2 separate regions of the Homo sapiens genome follow, and region 1 is linked to region 2. Evidence: chromatin contacts called from ENCODE Hi-C or POLR2A ChIA-PET data. All regions are on one chromosome and are shown on one strand. Each heading gives the region's core, a stretch centred on a gene start or an enhancer-like site at or near the end of the contact. The rest is flanking DNA. Distances are from core to core; before and after follow the strand shown. Region 1 has its middle 170 kb from the start of MIR548G. Region 2 has its middle 55 kb from the start of GAB1.

What was found. Hi-C counts contacts between places; a loop is a spot of excess contacts on that map. ChIA-PET counts read pairs that join two places held with the same protein, here RNA polymerase II (POLR2A).
Region 1: a map of posterior vena cava shows a loop between it and region 2 (18-fold over the local background). The contact joins two enhancer-like sites. A Hi-C loop is called at or near these places in 1 of 168 maps with a recorded cell type or tissue (posterior vena cava). POLR2A ChIA-PET finds 5 or more read pairs at or near these places in 1 of 52 experiments (naive thymus-derived CD8-positive, alpha-beta T cell).

The regions. Positions count from the first base shown.
Region 1 is chr4:147,171,968-147,177,504 of GRCh38, reverse strand. No RefSeq gene overlaps it. Among named protein-coding and RNA genes, the nearest start is that of MIR548G, 170 kb to the left of the region's middle. Within about 2 kb of position 3,549, at least 2 of the 41 ENCODE cell types and tissues checked have a DNase peak (open chromatin) inside an H3K27ac peak, as active enhancers do.
Region 2 is chr4:143,279,446-143,285,005 of GRCh38, reverse strand. No RefSeq gene overlaps it. Among named protein-coding and RNA genes, the nearest start is that of GAB1, 55 kb to the left of the region's middle. Within about 2 kb of position 2,670, at least 3 of the 41 ENCODE cell types and tissues checked have a DNase peak (open chromatin) inside an H3K27ac peak, as active enhancers do.

The sequences.
Region 1 (5,537 bases), core at 2,300-4,799, 3.9 Mb before region 2:
AGCTACAGTGTCAGTAGGTGGTAGGAAGTTTTTAGCTCCATTACAACCTTATGGGACCACCATTGTATATGTGGTCCATTGTTGACTAAAACATTATTATGCAGCATATCACTGAATTATTATTTGTTCTCTTGCACCAGCTAAAGCTGTAATGTTAAATAAGTTTGGGGAAGATGGGGTAGTAAGCATGCTATTTTGGAGAAGCTTATGGAAGCCAAACTGGCTGGAGTGGGCCAGAGAAGGAGCACAAGAGGTCAGACCACCTCTGTGCCTGAGATTAATCTGGTTGTATATATTTTTCATCACCTTTATATGTCAATGACTGATTACACAAATTGGCTGATATAAAATCATAAGACCCAAACTTTTTAAAAGAACTCTGTAGAATAGATGTTACGCTACTGTCCTTTGGTTTTTAAGACTGAGAAAAAGAAATCTGAGATTAATTATTTTTCTTTCTGCCTGGGTTTTGCATTTGCTCTTTTTTTTTTTGGAATTTAATTTTGTTGCCCTGAAATATGTCTAGATGTTGGTATTTCTTTAGTAACATTACTTTGTGTATGGTAAATCCGTTTGTTCTGCACCTTCATATCTTTTTTAGTCCAGAAATAGATCTAATGGTTACGTCTTTATTACTTATTTTCTGTCTGCTCTAGACTCTTCTTTAAAAGTTAATAATCATTCTTGTTTGGGATCTTTGTTTTCTATTCTCTGTATCATTCATCTGTTATAATTTTCTGTTTTATTTCTTCTCTTCTAATATACATTTTAACGTCTCTAACATATTTTGTTTTCTTGGAGGAAAATTTTTTGTACTGCCCTTAACAGTTTATCTTTTATTTTACAGTATTGTTTCACTTCATCTTATATTTTATTTCATATTCTGTATTTTTGAAGGCAGAGAGTGTCTTTCTGACCAATATTTCTTTTTTTTTGTAATGTCTTTATCAATATTATTCTCTTCCTCTGTATCTTGCATGATATATTCTCCCTTTTTTATATAGAGGAATCTTTTTCTTTCTAATTATCCATGAATGAAGAACAGGCTATCCAAGCCCATTAGATGCATGGGAAGCTGTGACTTGCAGTCTCTAACTATCTTCCATCACGTATTCAATGTCTGTTAATATAACTTTAAATTACTTGCTCAGTTGTTGGACTGCCACGAAAGGGCATGGGAAGGGAGTTAAAGCCCTTGGGCAGTCCAAGCTGAGGATCATTTTTTTTTTCTGACTTTGTAGGAGCAGCTTCCTATATCTGTCTGTTAGGCCATTCCACATCAGCTATATTGTGTGTTTGTGCTGTGTCTCCTTTATGATGCAGCCATCTACATCCAGATATAAGCCCCCACCTCTCAAATCTTAGAGAATCCTTGCCCCTCTCCTGGCTCTTTTTGATGCCCCCATTTTATGAGCCAGTTGGGCCTTTCAGCACGATTGTTTTGAATGCTGCAGATTCCCATGGCAAACGGCCTTTCCAAGTGGTGTGCTCCTTCTGTCCTTAGACCCTTTCCTTTACCTCTAAATCAGAGGCTTTTGAAAGAATCTCTTCTATTGTTTCCAGGGTCTCCCTTATCTATTCATATGGTATGTTCTCAAGAAGCTCTTTGTTATTTTTCTATTGTTGCCAAAACAAGTTAGTACAAAGTTAGTGGCTTAAAGAAACAAATAGATTATCTTACAGTTCTGAAGTTCAGAAGTCTGACACATACACCTCACTAGGCTAAAATCAGGGCCTTGGCAGAGCTGCATTCCTTTCTGTAGGCTCTAGGTAGGATACTATTTTTTTTTTCTTTCTGCCTTTTCCAGCTTCCCCAGGCCTCCTGCAAGCCTTGGAGTGTGGTTCCTCCCACCATCTTCAAAGCCAGCAAAGGCGTCAAGTCCTTCTTGTATTGCCTCACCCTGACCTCCTCTTCTGCCTCTCTTCTACTTTTAAAGACCCTGTGATTCCACTGGGCCCACCTGGGTAATCCAGGATAATCTCTCTCTTTTAAGGTTACATGATTAGGAACCTTAATTCCATCTTAATTACTCTTTGTTATATGGTTTAGTGTATTCATGGTGTACTTTAGGGATTAGGACCTGGACATCGTTGGGGGGACCATTATTCTGCCTACCAAGGCCTCTGTATCTTTTTCAACTGTATTATACCTCCAAAATATCTGGTGACACTTCCTTAACATTTCCGGCATAATCTTGATACTCTTAACCTATTTTCCACGACTGATGCCACTTTTCGTGTACTTTATTTTCAATGGGAGAGTTACATGGGTGTACTCAGGCCACCAAATTTTCAGGAAAGTGCAGATACTATTTATTATAAAAGGAATTATGTGACTTTTTCAGGGAGTTTCCCCATGATTACATTTACATATTGATTATGAAATTTGTGGTTATTCAGGTTATATTTATTTTCCTGGATTTATGGCTTTCTGTTGCATTTTTGGGAATTTCTCTGCAAGTTTTGTTATCCAGGAACTCCCTTTCTCATGGACATTTTCAGCACAGGGTGGATAAGGAACTAAATTTAGCCACTTTTGGTTCTCATGTAAAAAATGGACTGGGGAATGGGTCAAAAACTTCTCCTCTCAAAATCAGTGTACTCAATGCAAATTTGTTATGTTTCTCTTATATTGAACATTAAGCTCTATTTATCAAACACTTCCCACATATGTTTTCCGTTAGCTTTAAACCCTGGTGAATTTTTGGAAGATACCCTAGCTTTTAATGGTCCCTTGAGGAAACTGCTGAAATTTTTCCAATTCATTTTATGTTGTGAAAACTAATTTTTATTCTACTTTAAATTGTGTCTTAAAAATGTCAAGGGTTTAAATTTCTATGAACAACTTCTTTGAATTTTGTCTCATAAATTAGGATTCCCATGGGCATATTATTTTCCTTAACATTTTAAAATTTTCAAGATTATATGACATTGTAATATTTACTTATTCTCCAGGGATGCAGTCTCCAAAGAAATTGGAAAGTTTTTTTTTGTTTGTTTGGTTGGTTGGTTGATTGTTGTTTGTTTTTACATTAAAAAAATTTTCCTAATTGGCTAGTAATACCTTAAATCCCAGCTGTATACTTCATATTTCAAAAAGGCTGAAGAATAAGCTGTCCCAAATGGCACTAAGATAATATCTATACGTAAAACAACATATGAGTCTCTTGTTTCTTTATTACCAATAAACTGCAAGATTAATTTCTTTGTTTCCCTCCAAACATCATTTTATTTGGAATGGAGTCATTGTAACATTTCTTTTATGCACTTAATGACCTAGATTTTTGTTGAACTCCGTAATCTAAACACCATTTAGATCTACTAATGGTGTAAGCCTTCTGTGCTGACAGAACACCCCATGTGCTAACTTTCAGCTTGGGTCCCCCGATATAAAGTCTGCTGGTAAAAGTTGCTGAGCACTGTCAGGCTTATCAACAGACTTCAGTGAGGAGTGTGGCATTTCAGTGATACTAAGCCAGGGCTGTGCTGTTCAGACATACCATTCATCACCTCCTTCACAGGGCCTGGACAGGCATTCCTGCTTCTAATCAGTACTTATATGGTGTTGGGAACAACGACAACAAAAAGATGTCCGCTGCACCAAAGTAGGACAGTCATTATATCTAGTGGTTGTTGAATTGGTCGTGTACTAATTGCTCTCATTGAGATATACTGCTCAAGAAAAATGAGGAATGAATAGCGGCCAGGACAGGCGTGAATGAGAAAGAGCTTCACAAATCCTTAGGTTTGGTGTTTCAGAGGAACCAATTGTTGAAGAGAAGGCCAGAAGCAAATAATGAAAATAGGCTCTGCAAGTATCTGCATTAATATACCAAATAAAATAAAGTTTATTTTTATTTGGATTATACAGAGCAATATTAATGCATTCTATATAGAAAATCAGACCACTGAACCAGAGGGCCCGCCTCTGTCCAAGACTGACTTGGTGTGATCAGACCTCACTGTGTTTTTAAACCTGCTGAGGTGTGGGAGGATATGGAGCCATGAATCTTTCCCTGCTTGGCACAAGATGAGTTGGTGGTGTCAGGTGTGGCAGTGGCATGATTCCTACTAGTGGTTGTTATAGCTGTCTTTGAAAAAGAGGTTCTCCTAAATATCCTACATTAGAAATTAACTAAATAAAGTATGGTTTGTAATTAGATTATGAAGAAGTCATTAAAATCACATTCTTTAAGAATATTTAACTACACAAAAGTATATACATATTTTAAAGGTAATATATACAGGTTCATCAAAAGAGTATATATAAATAATGCTACTACAGAATGGCATCCATTTAAAAAGCATGTTATAGAAGAATACTTAGTAATATGGGGAAATACATATATTGTTGAGTGAAATACTCAAGTTACACACAATATTTACTAAATGATTATAATTTTAACTACACAACAAAATACTCACTATTACAAAAAGGGGTAGGCAACAGGATGCAAAAATTATTAAAATGTGCCAAAATGTTTTCAGTATTTGTTTCTGGATGTTAGCATTATAGTAAATTTAAAATTTTATTTTTTATGTTTTTTTTTCTATTTCTTGGATATTCCACAATGACCATATGCTCTTATTATCACAGGGAAGATGTATTTTTAACAAAGAAATTTAAGGAAATATTTAAAGCAAATATGCCAGGCCTGGATCTATCAGTTCTAAATTTTGTTGAATAAGATTTAGAGCTATGTGGACAATATTTAATCTTGAGATTTGGGTTATATTGGACAGGTAAAATGTTAGTTGAATATATTTTTAATGGAATTTGATTCTCATGTTATTTCAGGGGTCTATTTTAAAGATAAATATGAAAGTAATAATTATTTTCAATATGTTAAATGTGTACAAAGATAAGCTTTAAATTTTATATTTTTCAGTGGGAAAAGAAAAAATTAAGCTAGTGCAATGCTATGGTCCCAACGTTGGTGGCCACTAAAATTCACATGTGAAAACTACTCCTTAATGAAAACATATTAAGAGGTGGGCATTCGTAAGGGTGATAAAAGAGGCTCGAGGGACCTGTTTACCCTTCCATCATGTGTGGACATGTAGAAGGCACTATCTATGAGAAACAGGGCTTCGCCAGACACAGAATCTGCTGGTGCCTTGATGTTGGACTTCCCAGCTCCCAGAACTGTAAGCAAAAAATTTCTGCTGTTTATAAATCACCCACATTTTATCTGGAATAAATGATAGTGGAAATTTGGTTATTCCACATCCATATCACCTTTTAAGTACTCAATAGATATTTTTCTTAATGAATAAATAAGTGTCTGTTTCAGTCAATCTATTGTAGAACAATTATTGCCAGTGACAAAAGTCATTGTTTGTTTGCCCTTTGGCTAAAACTAACAAATAGAGAGAAAGCTGAACTCAACAGTAAGCAATTTTGAGCTGTGAGCATGTTATGTGAAGTTATTCTATGTTCTATGATAACCATGAAAATATCATTTAGTGTTATTTCCAGGATATACAAAAATGTAGGAGGTAAGCTCTTTGAAATACAGCTCTTATTTTCTTTATGC
Region 2 (5,560 bases), core at 1,421-3,920:
TTTTGAAATCAAACAGACTCAGGTTAAAAATCTGACCCCACCCGCTATTAACAAGCTGCTAGATTGGCTGGGGGCAAATCTCTTTTGTAAGCTTCATCTCCTTCATGTGGAAAATGAGGACAGTAGAATCTCCCATTTATGGTTATTATGGGAATTAAGAAAAATAATATTAGTAAAATGCCTATTATTCTGTCCTCTCTTAACAAATGAAAACAAAATAATAAAAACTATTTTTATTAATTACATGTACCAAATTTCTGAGTCACCTACATTTGCAGTGAGAACATGTTATTGTATATTCTTTTTTTTTTTTTTTTTAGAGACAGGGTCTCACTATTTGGCACAGGCTGGTCTCGAACTCCTGGGCTCAAGTGATTCTCCTTCCTCAGCTTCCCCAAAGTGCTGGGATTACAGGTGTGAGCCACAGTGCCTGGCCACAAGGGTTTGTTTCCATCCAAATGTATTTCTGTAGTCTCCTGCTACAGTCCACATATACGCACTTAATACGAATCCAGGTGTATGTATACTTTTCCACAGGAACAGATGAATTAACATTCAAAACATGTTTTTTCTGAACTTTCTTACATTGCTCGAGGGAGAACCTTTTCAGGTTCACATTGTAATTTATACCTGGGAGTTGCTGTGTTCCCAGTTTCCTTCTTTTTTTTTTTTTTGAGATGGAGTCTCTCTCTGTCGCCTAGGCTGGAGTGCAGTGGCGCCATCTTGGCTCACTGCAACCTCTGCCTCTCGGGTTCAAGCAATTCTCCTGCCTCAGCCTCCTGAGTAGCTGGGATTACAGGCGCCCACCACCACCCTCGGCTAATTTTTGTACTTTTAGTAGAGACGGGGTTTTACCATGTTGGCCAGGCTGGTCTTGAACTCTGACCTCAGGTGATCCACCTGCCTTGGCCTCCCAAAGTGCTGGGATTACAGGCGTGAGCCACCGAGCCCGGCCAGTTTGCTGTTTTCATCAGAGCTGGTGGGACAAGAGTCTTTGGTTTTATTTCAGGGCCTAATATCTGTAACAGATCAAGACGTAATCATAATAATGTTTATGTGTGGCTTTGGTTAGATCACATAGATGAGCACCCAGGAAAAACTTTATTCAGAATAAATCTTCACATATAATTCTTCAAGGTAAAAGCATTTCTCTAACTCCATAATTTGTGAAAATAGCCTCCCAAGAGGTCTTCTAGTCTTAAAATCTTTATTTACCTTAACCCAGATGATTAGCTGGTCTTTCCATTTGAAAGAAATGCCTCTATATCTCCATTACTTATTCTGATGATACCAAACTAAATTTTAAAGAAAAGTGTGATTGATTCATGGGGCCAAGACAATGGTAAGTGAGGCACTCACCTTGGGTGCAAAATTTAAGGGGCACCAAAAACTCAGTAATAAAGGTAAATAATATTTTAATGGAACATTTTAAAAAATAAAATTATGCAAGAAAATCCATAATGAACAAAATTTCTAAATTTTACATAAAGACTGTCAGTAGCAGTGCTGGCCAAGCCATAGTGGAGTCTCAGGCAAGAGGAAAACTCAGTAATGCTGATCCAATAGATCTTAGACTGCATCATAACTATTTTTCCCTCAGAGGCTGGGCTTAAAATTATTACCATAATTAAGAATTTCGAGTTAGAAATTGATTTTGTTCTATTGCATTACTTCCTTCTATTCACTGTGTATTTCCTTTCCAGATTCTCTTCTTTGACTCTTCCATTTTCTCCTCTTTTTTCTGTTATCACTCATATTTCTTTTTGCTACTTTCTTTCTGCACATCAGCTTTGACCAATGTACTCTTCCTCAGATTTTATAAGGAAAACAATCAAAGAACTCTTTTATTTATAATAACTGAATGGTTTCCTATAAGTCTATACTAAGTCTTTTTTTCTTTCTTTTCTTTTTTTTTTTGAGACGGAGTTATGCTGTGTCACCCAGGCTGGAGCACAGTGGCGCGATCTCAGCTCACTGCAAGCTCCGCCTCCTGGGTTCATGCCATTCTCCTGCCTCAGCCTCCCAAGTAGCTGGGACTACAGGCGCCTGCCACCAAGCCCGGCTAATTTTTTTGTATTTTTTTAGTAGAGACAGGGTTTCACTGTGTTAGCCAGGGTGGTCTCGATCTCCTGACCTCATGATCCGCCTGTCTCGGCCTCCCAAAGTGCTGGGATTACAGGCGTGAGCCACCGCGCCCGGCCAAGTCTATACTAATTCTAAGGCTAGAATGCCTTTCGTTGATGTTGGTTTATGTCCTCTTGGCTTGAAGCCGATATGCTGATCTCTTTAACAATTCTCATGATTCCCTGAGCTATGATGGAAGTCTCCAATCTGGGAAAAATTGCTCCATGTGAAAGCTGATAAACCACAATAAGGTCTCGTGATTTCCTTTTAATCTGTCAGTGGCAAGTGCTCATGAATGTAGTGGGCCACTCCTCTGTGACTCCTGACAGTTACCAGCACATTCTTTAGAGAGGAGAGTTGGAAAATCAAATGTTTGAAGTAAGCACCATTGGGATCTGTAGGGCTATTAATGTGGTAGCATCTGGCATTTATAATCTGATCAAAAGCTCCCCTCCTCTTTCTTAATCTTTATCCCAGATGGGAGAATGGCTCAGTACCAAGAAAGTTTTCAGCTTTTCTTCCCAGGGAAAGCCAAGCCAGAAGCGCGGAAAGCCACAGGGAGGTGACCATGGGAAGAGGGGTCAGAGCCTGCTTATATTCCAGGCAATATCTGGAGCATCATGGGGACAAAACTTCTGAAAAACAATTTTTACATGCAAGCAATTATTTTTCACATCGATTAATCCAATCCTGTGATTCTATAGCAGATACTCAGGCAGAACCATGCTTTGAGAATTTCCGCTATTATCTGATATTTAAAAATGTGTTTGGCTCCCACATTGCTGGAGAGTGCATACATGGTATAGTTCCTTTAGTCCAGAAGTTGAAGCTCTAAACAGTAAAATAAACATGTCACATGTTTATTCACATACTGTCCAAACACACACCAACTGCACTTTGTGGTTGGTTTGAAATTTTGATTTCAGTTTCTGTGTTTATTTATTTTTCTCTTAAGAAACAATGTGAATATCCTGTACTGGGATAGGGTTGGAGCTGGGGGAGGCGGCTCTTTCCATATGATGGGAGAAACTGAAGTTAGTTTCTCCAGGCTTGGAAAGCTTCCTGCATTAAGTAGAATTAGCAATGAGCTTGAACAAGACAAAAAAGAGAATTTTCTAAGGAGATGAGAGGAAGCCATTTTCAGACAGATGAGAACTGTGGCTTTTTGACAGAGTCTCGCTCTGTTGTCCAGGCTGGAGTGCAGTGGTGTGATCTCAGCTCACTGCAACCTCTGCCTCCTGGTTTAATCAATTCTCTGCCTCAGCCTCCCAAGTAGCTGAGACTACAGGCATCTGCCACCACACCAGGTTAATTTTTGTATTTTTTGTAGAGATGGGGTTTCGCCATGTTGGCCAGGCTGGTCTCAAACTCCTGACCTCAAGGGATCTGTCCACCTTGGCCTCCCAAAGTGCTGGGAATACAGATGTGAGCCACCATGCCCAGCTGTGTGGCTTTCTGAGCTAAATCTAAGGTAAGTATAGAGCAGCGGTTCTCAAATTAGAGTGTGCATTGCAATCACCTGCAGGGCTTCTTAAAACACACGTGGCAGGGTCTACAATGAAGAAAAGCTGCAGCATTCATCAGATATATTAAATACACACATTTTAAGTGTTGGGTACAAGTTTCAAGAAGCAGTTATTTGTTAAGGAAGGAGGCAAATCTCCAGCAGGTAAGTAAACAAAGAAAAGCGAATTCTCTCTGAATTTTATTAATCACAGACTATGGTGTAAAGCAAGATGCACAGTAAACTGCAGAAGCTGTGGATTTTGGTTAGAAGACTTAATCTTGAATTCAGACATTGACATTTACTAGCTGTGTAATCCTGGAAAAGCTATTGCTGTCTGGGAACTCAGCTTCCTTTTTTGAAACATGAGGATATTATAGATCTTACAAGTCATTGTGAAATTAAGATATGTTACTTGCCTGGCATACAGAAGCCACTTTTCTATGGCATAACTTTTCCCAGGGTTCAATACCGTTACCTTTTCTTGTTTTCTCCTCTTTTATGTATGAATTAGTGTTTTTGAAAATATTCTGAATTTGAATTTTGTGTCTTTTGTGTCTTTATGCATTGAAATAGTTCTTCACATTTTATGTCTTGCCTTTTACTTTTTCATGATGGCTTTTGAGGAATTCTTAATTTTAATGTAACTGAATTTGCCAACTTTTTCTTTAAAATTGTCAATTAAAAATCTTTTGGCTGGGTGCAGTGGCTCACATCTATACTCCCTGTATCTTGGGAGGCCAAAGCAAGAGGATCACTTGAGCTCAGGAGTTCCAGACCAGCCCAGGCTACATAGTAAAACCTTGTCTCTACTAAAAATTTAAAAATTAGTCAGGTGTGGTGGCTCATGCCTGTAGTTCCAGCTACTTGGCAGGCTGAAGTGGGTGAGCTGCTTGAGCCCAGGAGTTTGAGGCTGCAGTGAGCTATGATTGTGCCTGCAGTGAGCTATGATTGAGCCACTGCACTCCAGCCTGGGCTACAGAGTGAGACCCTGTCTCAAAAACGAAACAAAAAAAAAAACAAAAATCTTTGTAAAAGTCTTCATTACCCTCCAGGTCACAGAGATATTCTCTTTTGTCATATTTTTAAAGCTTTATTTTTTTGCCTTTCACATTTAGATCTTTCCTCCACTTGGAACTGGTTCTGTAGTACGTTGAAGTGCGCAATTACTTTGCACTGAACTGCAATACCAACTCTATCATTTACCAAATGGCTATATGCGCATAGGGTTCCATTCTCTTCCATAACTCATTTGTCTGTTCCTGTGCCAAAACCACATTGTTAGTTATAATCTCTTTACAATAAACTTGATAACTGGTAGTTCAAGTTCCTACCTTCTTCTTTCTCAAGAGTGTCTCAAAGCTGGGCACAGTGGCTCACGCCTGTAATCCCAGCACTTTGGGAGGCCGAGGTGGTTGGATCATGAGGCCAGGAGTTCAAGACCAGCCTGGCCAAGATGGTGAAACCCCCATCTCTACTAAAAATACAAAAAATTTAGCCAGGCGTGGTGGTGGGCGCCTGTAATCCCAGCTACTCAGGAGGCTGAGGCAGAGAATTGCTTGAACCCAGGAAGTGGAGGTTGCAGTGAGCTGAGATAGCGCTACTGCATTCCAGCCTGGGTGACAGAGCGAGACTCCATCCAAAAAAAGAAAAAGAAAAAGAAAAAGAGTGTCTTGGCTCTTATTGACCTCTTGCACCTTCATTTACATCTTAGAAATGGATTGTCAAATTCCACAAAAACATTTTAGAATTGTTTGCATTATATTAAATCTTTGGATCATTTTGAGGAGAACTGACACTTTTTTCAATTTGTCATTCTAATTTTCACAACTCTGATCACTTTTAAAATCTTATCTGACTTTGGTCTTTTGCAATTTTACTATGAAATAGATAGTTGTGGATTTTTAAAAAATGTTTCCTGCTTGAAGTTTG